Linked DNA regions of Homo sapiens: region 2 is linked to region 1. A link is a loop called in an ENCODE intact Hi-C map of the cell type or tissue named here. Cell type or tissue: IMR-90. All regions are shown on one strand.

Region 1 (8,000 bases):
TGTGGGAAGGACACAAGCAGAAAAGAGGGAATCTTCTTCATATTTCTGCTGGATCTCAGTATGGCTCCAGTGCAGTGAGGTCTGAAGGGAACTCAGCACCATTTTACAACTTGAGAGCTTTGCATCTTCAGGAGCTGTCAGAGGTTCCCCAGGCAGGGAAGTAGGACTGTTCCTGAGCGATGTGATATGGGAGGGGCCCATATCAAAGCAGTCAGAGAAGGAGGATACAAATGGATTTATTTCTGAATGTCCTCCTGGGTGCTCCTGGAAATATTCTGGCATGTTCAGCTAGAGGAATGGTTGGAGGAAGGGCAGAAGTTTGGTAGGCTTGATGAGCTGGTTGGGACAGAAAAATATAAAGACTTACAAACATTGGGAAAGTAAGTTTTTCCTTTTTTCTGCTTTTAAAGATTCATAAGATATACAGTTTGATCAGTTAGCAAACATATATTACATGTCCGCATTGTATGAAGCACCATAAAACATGAAGATACAACAATGAAAGCGAAGGTTCTCAATGAGCTTGCAGTCTATAGGAGAAAATAGACATGCAAATCAGTTCACTTATAATCCAACAAAATGTGTCATCATAAAAGTATGAGAAAAGCCTCATGGGATCACAGAGGAGAGTATAAAAACTACAAAGCCATGCCACCTGCATCTGGCCTGTAGAGCTCACAGTGGTGGAAGGGCACAGAGTGCAGGATAAAGACAGGGAAAATCATGGAGTGATTAGTAAGATTATCATGCTATGAACAGAGCGCTCTGATTTTTTTTCTTTAAGCCAAGAATTGCCATAGAAATTTAAGAATCTTCTTGAGTGACAGTTTAGGAGGATTTGGGAAAACTCAATGGCAGGACCACTCTTCCATTCTGCCAGCTACCTCCATCTCCAACGCATTTCCAAAAAAGGCAGAGTAAAAAGAAAGTAATTGAATAGAGATGGAAGAGGTAAGGAAAAGAAGAAAGGACATAGACCTATGAAGAAAGGTAGCTGTCATCAAACTCTCCAAGGAAGACTCGTTTTTCTTCCTTTAGTCAAAAGGAATCCATAGGTGAGGTTCCCCCTAGAGCATCTACTGAGGTGCAGAGCCTAAGTGTATTTCATTCATTCATTCAACTATCATTTATTGAATGCATATTATATTAAGGTGCTACTCTATGTGTTGGGAGAAAGATGAATGAAACTAGGTCTCTGTAGTGAAGTAGCCCATGGTCCAATCAATCAATAATCACAGTACCACACTTCTGGGTTTGCTGTGGCAATCCTGCAGTTTGAGGGAAAACAAATACCTCGAGATTAAGTGGTCCCATCTAAGCTTCAGTGGATAGCAAAAAAAAAAAAAAAAAAAAAAAATTATGTAGCAATGCTGAAATTTCAATCACACTAAAATTCATACATGCAGAGAAAATATAGTTTCTTATATATGTTTCCTTATATATGTCTCAATCATCTGTGCCCCTTTTCCCCAGATCTCTACAACAGGGCATCAAGTGCACAGCTGGGCAAGCAGCAGGGCTCACATGATCTTGTAGAGGATGGAGTGAGTGGTCAGAGACCACACAGTGCCCCTGTTTTGCCCTCGATTCCTGCTGGTACAAATACTAAAGGCAGGGCTGGCAGACCTTGTGTACCAGCTTCTCTCATCTTGATCAGGGTCTAGTGGCCCTTTGTGGCTGAGTCAGCCTCTTCATCCTGGTTCTGTGTGACACTAAGAATCACTGTAGAGCAGTACCACTAGACCTATCTGGCCTCAAGCAAGGCTCGCTGACAATTTATCTGCCCTTGACTGCTGTGGAATGTGTGGGTGTCAGCCACGCCATAGAGAAGCCTAGAGCTGAGCAGTAAAATGAAATTCCAAACACTTATTTTGGCTGTCCATGCCAGCGGCTAAACCCAAGGCCTTCTGTAGGAATTGGGCACTTGAGTACTTCCATATTTACTCACTACTCCTTCCTTGTCTCTAGAGCAAAGGCCCAGGGGGGGAGATTGGAACAGAGCTGATCAATTCACTTTCCACCCTTTCTTGCCACGATTATCCTCCTAATGTTGCCAGCACTAGAAGAAATGGGCTTTCCTTCCCACTTCCTCTTCTTGCCTAGATGTCCCTCATGTAAAATTCTGTCCACTCCACCAGACTTATCCCCAGATATGTCAAACTGGAGCTAAAGAAAGTTTTAAAAATCCTTTCCCTCTCCATAGAGCCTGTTTCGCCTGCCTGTTGTCTCACTCAAAATGTCAAGAACCCGCCCTCGGAGCTCTGCCTCTGAGTCAATAAGACCCATGGCTCCAGCCTCTGAGAGCAGGCAGTGAACAATAACTGGGGAAGAAAATTAAACTCTTGTCCTTAATGTCTGCAAAGAGGCTGTCACTTTTGAGATAATAAAATTGTATTTCTTTGTCTTCTAATTGGGTAGTCCGAGGAATGTCGTTCTGCAGGTCGCCCCGCGTAAACTGGGGCAAATGTTTCAAGCTCGAATAAGTTTAGGGAATGCTGAGGTAAACAAAGGTAAACAGGTTTATTTAATGTGAAATTGTCAGAGTCTTTAATATGCTAATGTGTTCTGTGAATTCCAATATGCTATTTCCAAAACTTATTTGACCCTCGAACACTTTTTTCACATCTCCTAGAAACAGTGTTCTGCAGAATACAGCAATGGAAAAGGCTGAAAATCCTTTGTCCCCAGAATCATCCATCACTACATTTCTTCTTCTGTAAGGGAGAAAAGATGAGTGGCTGAGGCACAAGTGTTTCAATATCTGATTCATTTCCCATCTAGGCCCCTTCTTTACTCCCTTGGGTCTGTGCTTAGTTTTTAACTTAAACTATCATGGCATCGGTGTTATGAGCATAGAGTACGTGGGGGTTAGACAGTTGGAGAGACTGGAACTTAAAAGAGCTTCTCTCAATGTAAACAAGCAAGCATACCCAGCCCCCACCCCTTGCCAAAAAAGCGAGAGATAAAAGGACCAAATTCCCGAGCTTCTCTGGGAATTCTCTGGTGGAGATGCATGCCGACCCGGGTTGCCCTTGTGAAGGATGGGAAATGGATGATGGGTCATGGTTAAGGAATGCAAAATAAAGATCTCATGACTTTCAATATAAAAATACATATGGTGTAAGATTACTGCACAGTTCCCCACAATCAGAAAGAATGCAAATATTCCCTGCATGGCAGGAACAAGGAAAGCAGAATCTGAGTAGACAGAAAATTGGGATCAACAGGAAAGTTCTGGCCAAACTACTTTGCAGAGAATATAATGATCTTCAAATAGGTTCCCTAAAAGGGGCATTACCTAAGGAAAAATAATCAAAACTCAAGGGACATAGATGAGTTTTTAGGGAGGACAATGATGGATGAGAGGAAATGGCAGGAGAAAACTATAGATGGCCAGGATAATGGGCCCAGTGACCCTTTTACCTCTTCGAACTTTTCTTCTGTCCTGTGTAAATAGAGAAGAGGCTCGATGTCACGCTAAGTAAAAAAGAGGAAAAAATTGATATTTCATGTGCAGCCACATGTGGGCTGAAAGTATAACTCATAAAGAAAAAAATCAGTCCCCTTGTCCACATCTCTGTGTAAGAGGGCTTGATTTACATGTATAGCTTTAGCACGAGAAAACATCTGAGCACACAGGAAAACAGCAAGGAGTTCTGGGGTCCCAGAAGAATCAGATATTACTGGTCACTCCGTGCTCCCATGGATAGGAGCAATAAACCATCCTTAAGAATGAAGTAGATGAGTACGTTTTGCCCCGATCTGATTACTACTCTCAGACTTTTCCTCAAAATAAAACATGATGTATGTATTATTTTCTAAGTCAATCAAAAGTAACTAATGGTAGCACTCTGAATTAAATTGTTAAATATTGCTACTGGCATGTGGGCATACTTTTTTTTACAAAAGGGTCTAATAGAGATAGAAATGATCATTTGAACTGTTATGAATCCATATAGCTCTTAAAAAATGAAATAAAATAAAAGCTGCCCATATCAAGGCTGTTGTTATTGAAAATCCAGAACTGTAGAAACATTTCATCTTCCTCTAGATGGAGGCTGGGGGCCTCCATGTGCATCTTTGTTTTACATGCCCAGCATCCTCCTGACCCTTCCCTTCTTGCTACTTTCAACTTCTCCCACAACACAGGGCTATCTATGGCTGGCAGGGCTGGGAACACAGCACTCTGCACCTTCCTCAGTCGCAGAAGTGGTCACTGGATTCTGGTTGGGTGGATTTTGTACCATATTCTTCTAGCCAAAGAGATTAGTCCAAGATGTGGACCCATGACCTATGCTGAGCCAATCTGAATCCTTCCTTGGAGTGTCTTGAGTGGAAAGTGAAAGGATATTGTCTCAAGACTGGCCTTTTCAAGGTTGGGTTTTATAAGTGTGTTGGCCTTTAAGCCTTATTGCCTTCTTAAAGTAATTTAAGCTAGATGCTTATCACGTGCAATTGAAAGAGTTCCAGCTAATACGGGGGCTTTGGCAGAATGAGAAAGGAGCCTTACTTTCTTTTCCTGACTCCATAAGAATACTTAGAGCAGGCAGAGAAGCACCAGGCCAGAAACATTATGGTGAGCAAACATGGACTCCAGGGACATTCAGGCCTTTTGGAAGAACAAGCATTCATGGACTGCTAATAATTAATGAATTTCAACTGATCAGTGTTCTACAAGTAAAAGTGGCCAATAACCAGAGGCCTAACATCTGGGGAAAAGGCAGGAAAGTTTCCATAAGGATCTGACAGTCTGAGACCTGAAGATGGGGAGTTGTTATTCTCATCTTCCTGGGTCGGAGTCTCCTTTGTCATGTTAACCCTACATAGCATGGTGGCTGCTTCCACTTTAAAATGTCTTTTTCTCACTAACTGAGCTAACACTAGCCTGTTTATATGATTATATTAGTGGGAATATAATTACTTTTTCTGTACTCTTCATACTTCCTGTGGCCTCATCAAAATACATAAGAGAAACTTTTGGTCTGAGTAAAATGAAGTGCTAGGTAGAAAAGTGAAAAAAATAGCCCTCAAGGAAAAAAAAAGTAGCAATTCTAATTCTGCTCTCATGAATTATCTTTGGAGTCCTGAATATCTATTAAAATTTCTGACATACCTGTAGATTTCTGCTCAATCATAAATCATGAAAATATAGAAGAATTGGGTATGCTTTGGTACAAAGAATATGCACTTTCATTGAAAATGAACTCTATAAAGGTGTATCAAAATGAATCTTTGCTGTTATGCAAATTAGCACTGGGCCAATTCTAGTGTGGCATCCTTTGCTTTGTCGAAATGTATCCAACTGTGATGGATCCTCTGTCCATTGGTTTGTAGCAAGTAATTTACATTTGTCAACTTTCATTTGTATGTAGATAAGATAACTGACATTGAAAACCCATCTTCTTATCTTTCTCAATGGAAGAGTTAATCTGATTTACCATTTTCATGATGTATACTCTGCATTCCTCTTCAGTATCTTCAAATTCCAGGTAGTTTTTGACTGATTTGTTGTGTTCCTGCTTTTACATCTTATCTTATGAAAGAACATATACACTCTGTTAAATTAGATCTTAGGGCTTTTAGCCCTCCTCAGACTTTCTCTACCATGCCCCAAAGTATCTCATCCAATAATTAACATTTATAATTATTTAACAAATCTGTATTGAGCCAGACATTGTTCTAGATCTGAGAATTTATAAAATAGATGTTCATTTCAATTAATATGATTGTTATTTATCTCATTTAATATTTCATAAGAATTGGCATCTAGAAAGAAATGAAGGAAGAAAAACAGGAAGGAAGAAAGAAAAGAAGGGGCTTGTCTCTTTATGAATGCTACAGTTTTGCACATGGTATACATGCCTTATTTTTTTTTTTTTTGCCAAAGATCCAGAGCTCTTAAATTATGTGATATTATTTTGTAACAAAATAGTTGAAGGCAGGATGTGAAAAAGAAACCAATGCAATTTACTTATAATTAACTAAGACTAAGTTTAAAAACGAAAAAAAAAATGGCTTACTCTCAGTGGTGCTACTGTTGAACTGTCATCTAAAAGCTTATATAATTAGTGGAAGCATGTTAATTGAATTATGGCAATTAAGTCAGCCTTGAGACAAGAGGTTCCCTCCTGATTGACGAGATAGTAGTAATTCTGCAACCCATTTCCCCTGGTAGGAAGTTTCGGGACTGTGTCTCATCCTGCCCCTTAGTATTTTAGCTATGATGAAGTGGCCAAATCTTGATTTCTCTGGTGTTAATTATCCACTTTGCGGGTTTTCTGGGCCCTTGGATTCTTCTCTTCCTTTCTACAGGGTTACCAGGTTGACAGCATCAGTGGTAGGCTAGAGCCATGAAGAGGTCATGCAATTTACATCTGTTGTTTTTGCTACCAAATATCTTCATCAGTAAAAGATAAGGAGTGGGAGGAATGAAAATATTTGGGGGGTTGGTGTGGAGAAAATGATTATCTTTCCAGCCTTTCTTTGATAGCATCTTTTTTTTTTTTTTTTTTTTTTTTTGAGACGGAGTCTCGCTCTGTTGCCCAGGCTGGAGTACAGTGGTGTGATCTTAGTTCACCGGAACCTCCACCTCCCGGGTTCAAGTGATCCTCCCCTCTCAGCCTCCCAAGAAGCTGGGATTGCAAGCGCACACCACCAAGCCCACTAATTTTTGTATTTTTAGTAGAGATGAGGTTTCGCCATATTGGCCAGGCTGGTCTCAAACTCCTGACCTCAAGTGATCTGCCCTTCTCGGCCTCCCAAAGTGCTGGGATTGCAGGCGTGTGCCAGCACGCCCGGCTCTTTAATAACGTCATTGTTGATTGAAGTGTTGAGAAAAGACTGAAGCCAGAGTTCACATGAGTTTGGGGACAGTTTGGGGACTATACTTGTTCATCTTAACCCTTTTTATAGAGCCTGCAGAGTGAGCTAGCAGCATGTATATCAGGTCCTGTCCCCAACCTGATATTAATAAATGAAGTAGCCTTGGGAAATTTCCTTCCTCTCTCCAGGACTAATTTACTCTACAAAACAAGAATGTTGTAGTTCCTTTAAACTACAAAATTCTATACTTTTTGGTCTATTCACAAGCTCAGGTTCATGTTTTCTAGGGTTTTGAATATGGATTGTTCGCCTCATATGTCCTGGGGTGACAAAGCTGCGTGGGCAGTGTGTATGCCAGCCAGACATACCGATGGGAAGTGGAGCAGATGCCACTGAGGACTGTCAAAGGGTCGGTGTTGTGGATACCTCCAGAAAAAGAAAGCAAAAGAAAAGCCAACAGGGAGGAAGGGGTGGGAGGACCATACTGAAATGTCTGAAGACAGCGGTCCTGGGGAAGTTCTGTGAGCTGGGCCAGCTACGTAACATGCAAGGCTACGTAACGTAACAGGGCTCGTTGCAAAATTAAAACACGGGGTCTCTTGTTCAAAAATCAAAAATTTCAAAATGGCTACAGCAGAGCATTCAACTAGACGCAGGACGCTTCTAAGTGCCAGGTCACATGCCGGTGAAGTGGGCCCTGTCTGTGGGCATGGTTGGTAGGGATTAATCCTGTTTCCAGGGGTTGGAATCACAGCAACCTCCCCTCCCTGGTCCCCTGAATCTGCAAGGCTCACTTCAAGTCTGCTTTTCATTCAGTGCTATGCTTCTTTCTTTCTTGCTTTTTTTTTTTTTTTTAACAGTGCTGCTAGCTGTATAAATATTTTACAGTTCCCCTATGAAAAGTTTCCAAGGGGCCCATGTTGAGGGAAAAAAATCTTTGAAAGGATTTTTTCCATAGCAATTAAAACCTTTCAAAGCACCGAGAGCTCCCCAGTCCCACTTTAGTGCAACAAACCTCTATTTTTTTGCCCAGTTTGGATGGCTCTGGGTCTGAAAGTAAGCCAGCCTCTTTGTTTGGTGACTTTGCAGGTTGCCGATAGACATTTGGAATTTAAATTCATTAGATACATGGCAGAGCCGTGGATGGAACTGGGATGGATTTAGAAATGCTGTGATCA
Region 2 (8,000 bases), 56 kb after region 1:
CATATTTACACTGTGGGCTAGACCAGCATTCTCAAACATCTGTTATTATCCCACCTTCTACGTGATTTGGCTTCCTCTTATCATTTACACTCTTATTCCTTTAATTTTTAAAAAGCCAATGTACAATTTTTTCTTGACTAAAAAAAACAGTTAACTACCCTTGTGTTGGGGTTGGGGTTACATCAATGAATTAAGTAGTCCTTGACCTTATGGCTCCATAGACCATTAATATACAAATAACTAACTTTGATAAAAATATTGGAAGTGCTATGATAAATGCGAAGAGGGAGCCATTAATTGTCCTTGAGTCCGATGGGGGTAAGAGTGGAAAAGCTTCACCCAGGATGTGATATTGAGCTAGGCTTTCAGGAATGAGCCAGTAAGGAGGTGAAGGTTATTCTAGGCAGAGAAAGCTGCTTGAAGGGAGGCACAAAGTCGTAAAATGTACTGGGTGTTTGGAGATGGCGAATGGTTCAAAATAGCTAAAGCCAAGAACATACAAGGTGAGTGACAGGAAAAGCTGCCTGGGATTGGTTTTAAGTATAGTCATACACAGTAGGACATAACCTTGTCTTACCCTGGGGGTAAAGAGATAGCCCCCAAAGTTTTCAGAGATGGAGAATGTCTGATCTGCTCTAGGTTATGAGAGTCTAATTTTACCTACAGTGGGCTGGTGATGGAAGGGACTGAAAGTAAGAAGGTCAATTAGGAAGCTGTCCAAATATATCAGGCCAAAGATGGTGAAGTACTGAATTAAGGAGTAGAAGCTGTGATGAAAAGGAAAAGCTAGATTTGAAAACCTTTTTTGAGGTAGAAACAATAAAACGTGGTGACTAATTAGGAGAAAAGAAGGAGTAGAAGTTGGGTCCAAAATCTCTAACTTGAGTGCCAGATATATGGAAATGCCATCTATCAAGACATGAGGGAAAGCAGAGCTTTGGGAGGGTGTGTGTGGGGAAGGGAGAGGTGGGGCTGATTGAGGAGTTCTGGCTTGGAGATGTTAAAGCTGAAGCACCTTCTGAAGACTCTGGTAGGTAGATCTACCCAGAAGGCATCAACAACATGGAACCATGGCTCCAGAAGGAAGAACTGTTGGCTATGAGATGGACCCCTGTGGAAATACTCTGCAAATGACTTTTAATGATACAGATGGAAACTAATTATCCTGAGAAGCCTAACCCGATGATAATTAGATAATTTGAAAACTGGTAGTAAAAGAAGGCACAGAACAGCCCTTCGACCAGCTTCCACATCATCTTCTTTAATACAATAAGATTGGGAAATCACTGTGCTTGAAATGATGCAGACACAAGTCTGAACGCTGATCGTCATACTACTAGCTAGCTGTTTGACCTTGGACGAGTTACTGTTTAACCTCGCTTAGCTGCTTTGAGGCAGACATTATTCTGGGGTCTGGGAATATAATGATAAATAAACCCTACCCTCAAAGAGCTTAAATTTCCTTTTCTGTAAAACTACTAGATTGCAATGAGATATTATGTATCAGGCACAGTGCATGATACACAGTACCAAAAACCTGTCACTTACTATATGTGCCAATCACTTTCTATTCTTGGTTCATTTAATTTTTACACCAAACCTGTGAGGTAGGCATTGATATTGTCCCTATATAGTTGGGAAAACTGAGCTCAGGTACCTTGCACAAGTTCACGGGAACAATAAGGGTCATCTGACTCCCAAAATGCTATACTACATCTCCTTTCCTTTGTCAAACTAAATGAGCTATGCAGACATAAGCACCTTCTCTCTCTGAAAGCACCAAAATATGAGGGAATGGAGTAGAAGACATCATCCAAAGAAGATGCCAGTTAAATTGAGATAATATGGCATATTAACATGAAGATAATCAAAACTGAAGTTAGTCAAGATAGCACTGGTATAAATCTCTTTAAATGTTATTCAGATGACTGAACCAAAGATAATGGTCGAGAAATGCTTATCAGTTCAAGATGGCCAAGGCTGCCACTCTGTACCACTCCAAGGAGTTGTGTGTGCAGTTGCACCGTAACCAGTCTGCCTGGTGAAACACGGTGGCCCTGTCCGTAGCTACAGAGTTCTTTTCCTACCTCACATCATTTTTGGAAGTAAGTGCAGAAAAATATTTATTAGTAAGTAAACAACTTTTAAAAGCATTTCAGGAGTAATTTTTACTCATAAATAATGAAATACAAACTACTTAAAGTCATTCTGGGGTGGAAATCTTTACCATATTACTACCTCTTTATGTCTGCTTCTTGGCTGTCATCTTAAATCTTCCTCTTCATTCCCTCAACATTGGCCTAGTTCAAGCTCTCTTCATTTCTCTCAGGACAGCATCCAGCCACTTGTTTCCCTCTGTCTCTCTTTTTTTTTTTTTTAATCTTACTTTACTTACTTTACACGTAAGATACATGTGCAGAACGTGCAGGTTTTGTACATAGGTATACATGTCCCAAGTTTGGTACATGTGCCATGGTGTACATAGGTGTACATAAGTGTACATGTGCCATGTTTGGTACCTGGGATACATGTGCAGAACGTGCAGGTTTGTTACATAGGTATACACGTGCCATGGAGGTTTGCTGCACCCATCAACCTGTCATCTACATTAGGTATTTCTCCTAATGCTATCCCTCCCTTAGCCCCTCACCCCCTGACAGGCCCCGGTGTGTGATGTTCCCCTCCGTGTGTCCATGTGTTCCCATTGTTCAACTCCCTCTTATGAGTGAGAACGTGCGGTGTTTGGTTTTCTGTTCCTGTGTTAGTCTGCTGAGAATGATGGTTTCCAGCTTCATCCATGTCCCTGCAAAGGACATGAACTCATTCTTTTTTATGGCTGCATAGTATTCCATGGTGTATATGTGCCACATTTTCTTTATCCAGTCTATCATTGATGGGCATTTGGGTTGCTTCCAAGTCTTTGCCCTCTCATGTATCAATTGCTCTAAGGCTTAAACCCCCTCAGCATTTCCCTATCAACGAAAATACACACCCATATTCATGGAGGAACACAGGTTGCTTACAACCTTTTGACCCTCATTCCCAATTCACAACTTCTTAGATCTCAGATGTGCCCTTCTGTTTCACACCTCTGATCCCTCTGCACTTACTAGTCCCTCTGCTTGGCATGTCTTCCCCAGGATCACCTGATGAACCCCTACTCATCTTGAAACACACAGCTCAAGAGACATCTCATCTGAAAAGCCTTTCCTAGCCTTTCCATATTTAGTCTTTGTACCCACACAAGACTCTGAGTTCACTATGGAAACTGTCACAATTAATAATGTTTCCTTGTTAACATGTTTGTCTCCCCTAGTAGACCTGACACTCCTTGAAAGAATGCACATTATCTTCTATAGTTTTGCATTCCCATACCCAAGTAGAGCACCTGCATAGGGTAGGGGCCCAGTAAATACTGTTGCACTGAGTAGAATTGAATCCAATGTCATTATCATGGTCATCAACTCAGGGTTAGTGGACTCTTACAGGAGTATAATTTGTTGATAAGTGTTACATTTAGCGTTTAGAGTGGTGGAAGGAGAGACAGCCAAAACTCTTGTTGATTCTGATGCAAAGAAAACAGGGCCCTCTGAAGTAGGAGGTAAAGAAGAAAAGCTGGAGGTGCCTGAAATGTGTTCATTTCATCACTCTTCAGTGCAAGAGATTGGAATTTCAGTGCAGGCCAAGCCACTTGTCCTAGAGGGTTCTGACAGATTTTTTGGGAAAAAAATTTAAAAAGAATAAAATTCATCCAGGCACGGTGGCTCATGCCTGTAATCCCAACACTTTGGGAGGCCGAGGCAGGCACATCAAGAGGTCAGGAGTTCGAGACCAGCCTGGCCAACATGGTGAAACCCATCTCTACTAAAAATACAAAAAACTAGCCAGGTATGGTGGCACGTGCCTGTTATCCCAACTACTCGGGAGGCTGCAGCAGGAGAATCATTTGAACCTGGAAGGCGGAGGTTGCAGTGAGCTGAGATCATGTCACTGCACTCCAGCCTGGTTGACAGAGCAAGACTCTGTCTCAAGAAGAAAAAAAAAAAGAATAAAATTAAAATCTGTGGTCAGAAGGTTACAGAAAGGAAAGACACACATATCCGCTAGGGAATAGGAAGTGGTCTTGTCTTCAGCAGCAGGACTGTCTAATAAATCTGGAGAGTTTTATTGACTTCATAGGCGCAAAAATAACCACCCGGAGAAGACATCGGGTTTCACTTATTTTTTGGAAAGTAATTTTTCACAGACGCGAGGTTAAAAGAAAGTGGTTGCACGGGCCTCGGCTGTGGTGGTGTGTCTTCTGGTATGCGTAATGCAACTGGATCTCAATTCTGGGACGATGCCCAGATTCAGGGGCCTAAAGCCTCTGTTGAAAGCAATGAGGACAGAGTGTTGCCAAAATTTTATATAATGCAACTGTAGATCAATTGTCTTAGTGCAAGGGTAGACTTTGATCAGGAGCGTCTGGAGGGAGGGGTTTCATTAAATGCTGTTTTCAGCCTTTAATTCTAGGTTTTACATCTACTTGTTCCTAAGTCAGCTACAGACTCTGAATGGCCCTGACATAGAGAAACTGATCCCTAAGCCCACATCTGGCTCTCAGGCATCAGCAGTGACTGGCATGGAAGGAGTTCCTGGGTAGAAAAGATGTACAGTTTGGGAGGTTTTGCTCTTACTCCATAGTTTTTGGTCTCACGTTAGATCAGTCAGAAAGGAACACGCTTGATACTCTCTCCCTCCTGCCTCATGTCTGTGATTCATTAGAAAAACTTAAAAACTTCCCCTATACTAGGACAAGCTTTCCTAAGAAAATAATTGATAAGAGCATATGTTTGTTGGATGAATTCTTCCTAGAACAAACGTCTGGCCAAGAATAGAAAATCCAGCCAGTCTTAGAAGGTATAAGAATCTATTTCTGAACTCCTTCAGATGAACTCATCATTATGGAAAAGATGGAAGCTAAGTAATATTTCTAAGATTTTACAACTGTCATGCTTATTCCTCCTGGTCTACCTGCAGGGATCTTATCCCACAGGGCAGGGAAAACTTTTGTACTACCATCTTTCTTCTACAAATCAACAGGAACACAGACAGAATAGCCATGGTCTGGCCACACTTGGTGGTGAGTGGAGTCTCCTGGGGTGTGGGAAGACACATTATCCTCAGAGCCTTTAGCATTCTCAGCAAAATTGGACTGGGGTCCAAGAATGAGAGGGTCTGAAAACGACCATTGGACTGGGAAGCAGGAAACAAATAAAATGTGAAACCATTACATCTGAAATAATCATCTTATTTTAGAGATGACAAACATAAACGGTGGTCTCGAAATTTATTTTTTAGCAGCAGAATTCTGTTTCAGAGCAAAATCTTAGATAAAATAGCCAACATTTACTAAGTCCTTGGCATGTGCAGGACACTGGGCTAAGCACTTTACATGGGTAGTGTTATTTAATTTAATCTTCACTACTCTGAAATTGGAACTATTGTTAGGCCTATTTTACAGACAATGAAAATGAGAAATTAACGTGCCTCAGAAAACATAATACACAGCCCACTATATGGCACAGATCAAAATGGGGTTGATGTGGTGGAATTGCTGTTAGATTACCAAGAACTCTTAAATCACCCTGCTGTCTTGTTCCTCCATTACCCTCTCATCTCTCTGAAGCAACCCTGAGGCTTTATGTGGAGCAGAGTTTGATAATGTTTTTACTAGAAAACTCCTAAAATTTCTTTTTATTCTAATGCCCAATTATCCTAATTCTGGAGAGGTAAACCATAGTAACTGTCAAAACGTGCTCTTTAAGACTGGATATTGGCAAACCTTGCTCTTCCTTAAAGGGCTGGCTCAGGGTCACTTTTCACACACCTTTGAAGACTAGATTTTTAAAACTATTTTGATCCAATAAATGTAGGAATGAAATCAAAGAATTGTGCAGATATAAACATTCTGATGCTGTAAGATGAAATGTGTTGTTATATTAAAAAGTAAGGACCCATTTCTATTTCTTTAATAATTATTAGGTATTTTCTCACTAACACATTTTCTTATACATTCAGAGACAAATTGTTTCTAATAAATCCAGCCAGACGCTAGTATTAAGCATTAGAATTTTCACCTCTCGCATTAACTAGATGTCTGTCTGGGCAGTTGGCTCACCCAGAGCAGGGAGTTCATCAAGGAAAGGGAGAGACTTTTGATCTCTTCGTTGGCTTTTCACAAAGCCAACAAACTTCACAAAGCCAAAAAAACTCCACAGGCTGAACCTGTTAACTCCTAACTCACTTCAGACATTCCCAAATTGCACGATTTTAGGGTTGCTAAGAGGGTGGGGAAACAGACAATTTCTTACACTGTGGCTGTGAGTGTAAATGGGTATAAAATTATTGGAGGGCAATTTGGCAATAGCTATTAAAAATGAAATACTCATACCCTTTGACCCAATAATAATTCATCTCCTGGGAATTCACTGTAGAGAAAGACTCTACAACTGCTCAAAGATGTTTAAGAGTAAAATGATGTTTGCAAGAATATTTGTTACAGGAAAAACTGGAAAGAACTCAAAGGTGAATTAATAGGCAATTGGTTAAGGAGAGTATGGTTCAGCCATACAATACAATTTCATGGAGCTATTTAATAGAAGATTAAAAAGATGATAAGTTTTTACCAACTGACATGGAAAGATGTCTAAGACATATTGCTAGATAGAAAACGGCATGCTTTTGAGTTGAGAGTATAATCCCATTTTTTTGTAAAATAAGTGAAAAGTTAATATATGCCTTGAAAAAATTTTAACTGCTTTTCTCAGCTGTGTGGGATTACGGGGGATTTCCACTTTCTATGCTACATATTATAAAGTTTAAAGATGTTTATGTGTGTACATATACATATATATGTATATGTACACACATATACATGCACATATATATGTATATGTACACACATATACATGCCATTGCTTTCGTAATCAGAAAAAAATAAATGTTTCTATGGCTGGGTCTTCAGAAACACCTCTTAGGAAAGTATGGAAGCCTAGTCCAAATCCATCAACTTTACTGTAAAACAAAAACTTGGTTGACATCGGAACAATGATACCGCTTAACCAAAAGGAGGAGCACACTTGGAAACTTGTCTGGTCTCTAGATTCTATAAGCCATTGTAATAATTAGCCCACAGTAGAGTGTTCTTCCAAGGAGGGGCAAAGCTGAAAACTGTAGCCAGTTTTTGAACCACTGCCACAGTTAAGAAAGGACAACTGACAACCAGGGCCTCAAACGGAGTAGTCTCAGTCCCAGTGGTGACTTGCCAGGAGTGGGGGTGAGGGAGTGTCCGTAAAAGACAAAGAGTTTGTGTTTAATTTTAATTTTTACAATTTTATTGAGCTAAAATTTGGTGCAACTTCTCTAGCTCAGTTTGATGCAATTTCTCTAGCAGATCCCCATTTTGTAGAGTGTATACTTATATTAAAGGGACTCAATAAAATGAATGTAAAATTACAAATATAAAATTAGGCACAAGAGTTTGGAAGAGGCCCCTAAAAAGGAGAAGCCCTTAAGCTAAGCTTCATTAGCTTCTTCTCAGTGAATTCTTGCTACTCTGACCCAAAGTCCTTTTTTTTGTTTGTTTTTGTGTTTTGGAAACAGAGCCTCACTCTGTCAAGCAGACTGGAGTGCAGTGACAGGATCCCAGCTCACTGCAGCCTCAACGACCTGGGCCCAAGCAATCCTCCCACCTCAGCCTTCCCAAGTAGCGGGGACTGCAGGTGCACAGAACCATGCCTGGCTAATTTTCAGATTTGTCATAGAGATGTGTCTTTCTATGTTGCCCAGGCTGGGCTCGAATTCCTGGCCTTACGAGATCCTCCCTGCCTCGGCCTCCTGAAGTGTGGGATTATAGATATGAGCCACGGGACCTGGCCTCACCAAAAGTTCTTAAACCAAGAAAACACAGGGCAGTAACAGGTATTCTTCCTTTTCTTGAAGAATTATCCTGCCAAAAC

The links. Hi-C counts contacts between places; a loop is a spot of excess contacts. Peaks named below come from ENCODE experiments on the same cell type or tissue, not always from the same donor. Only the 100,000 strongest peaks of a DNase experiment are listed, where the experiment ranks them.
Region 2: a loop joins it to region 1, with 2.6 times the contacts of the local background. A loop is called at or near these places in 16 of 110 quality-filtered maps.

What each region holds. Positions count from the first base shown.
Region 1 is chr9:14,418,965-14,426,964 of GRCh38, reverse strand. It overlaps a transcript of NFIB not described here. Among named protein-coding and RNA genes, the nearest start is that of TRH-GTG1-6, 11 kb to the left of the region's middle. In IMR-90, no CTCF peak of the experiment used is centred here; a DNase peak (open chromatin) is centred at 3,064; H3K27ac peaks cover 561 bases; H3K27me3 peaks cover 3,309 bases.
Region 2 is chr9:14,362,533-14,370,532 of GRCh38, reverse strand. It overlaps a transcript of NFIB not described here. Among named protein-coding and RNA genes, the nearest start is that of NFIB-AS1, 49 kb to the right of the region's middle. In IMR-90, no CTCF peak of the experiment used is centred here; a DNase peak (open chromatin) is centred at 4,312; H3K27ac peaks cover 190 bases; H3K27me3 peaks cover 704 bases.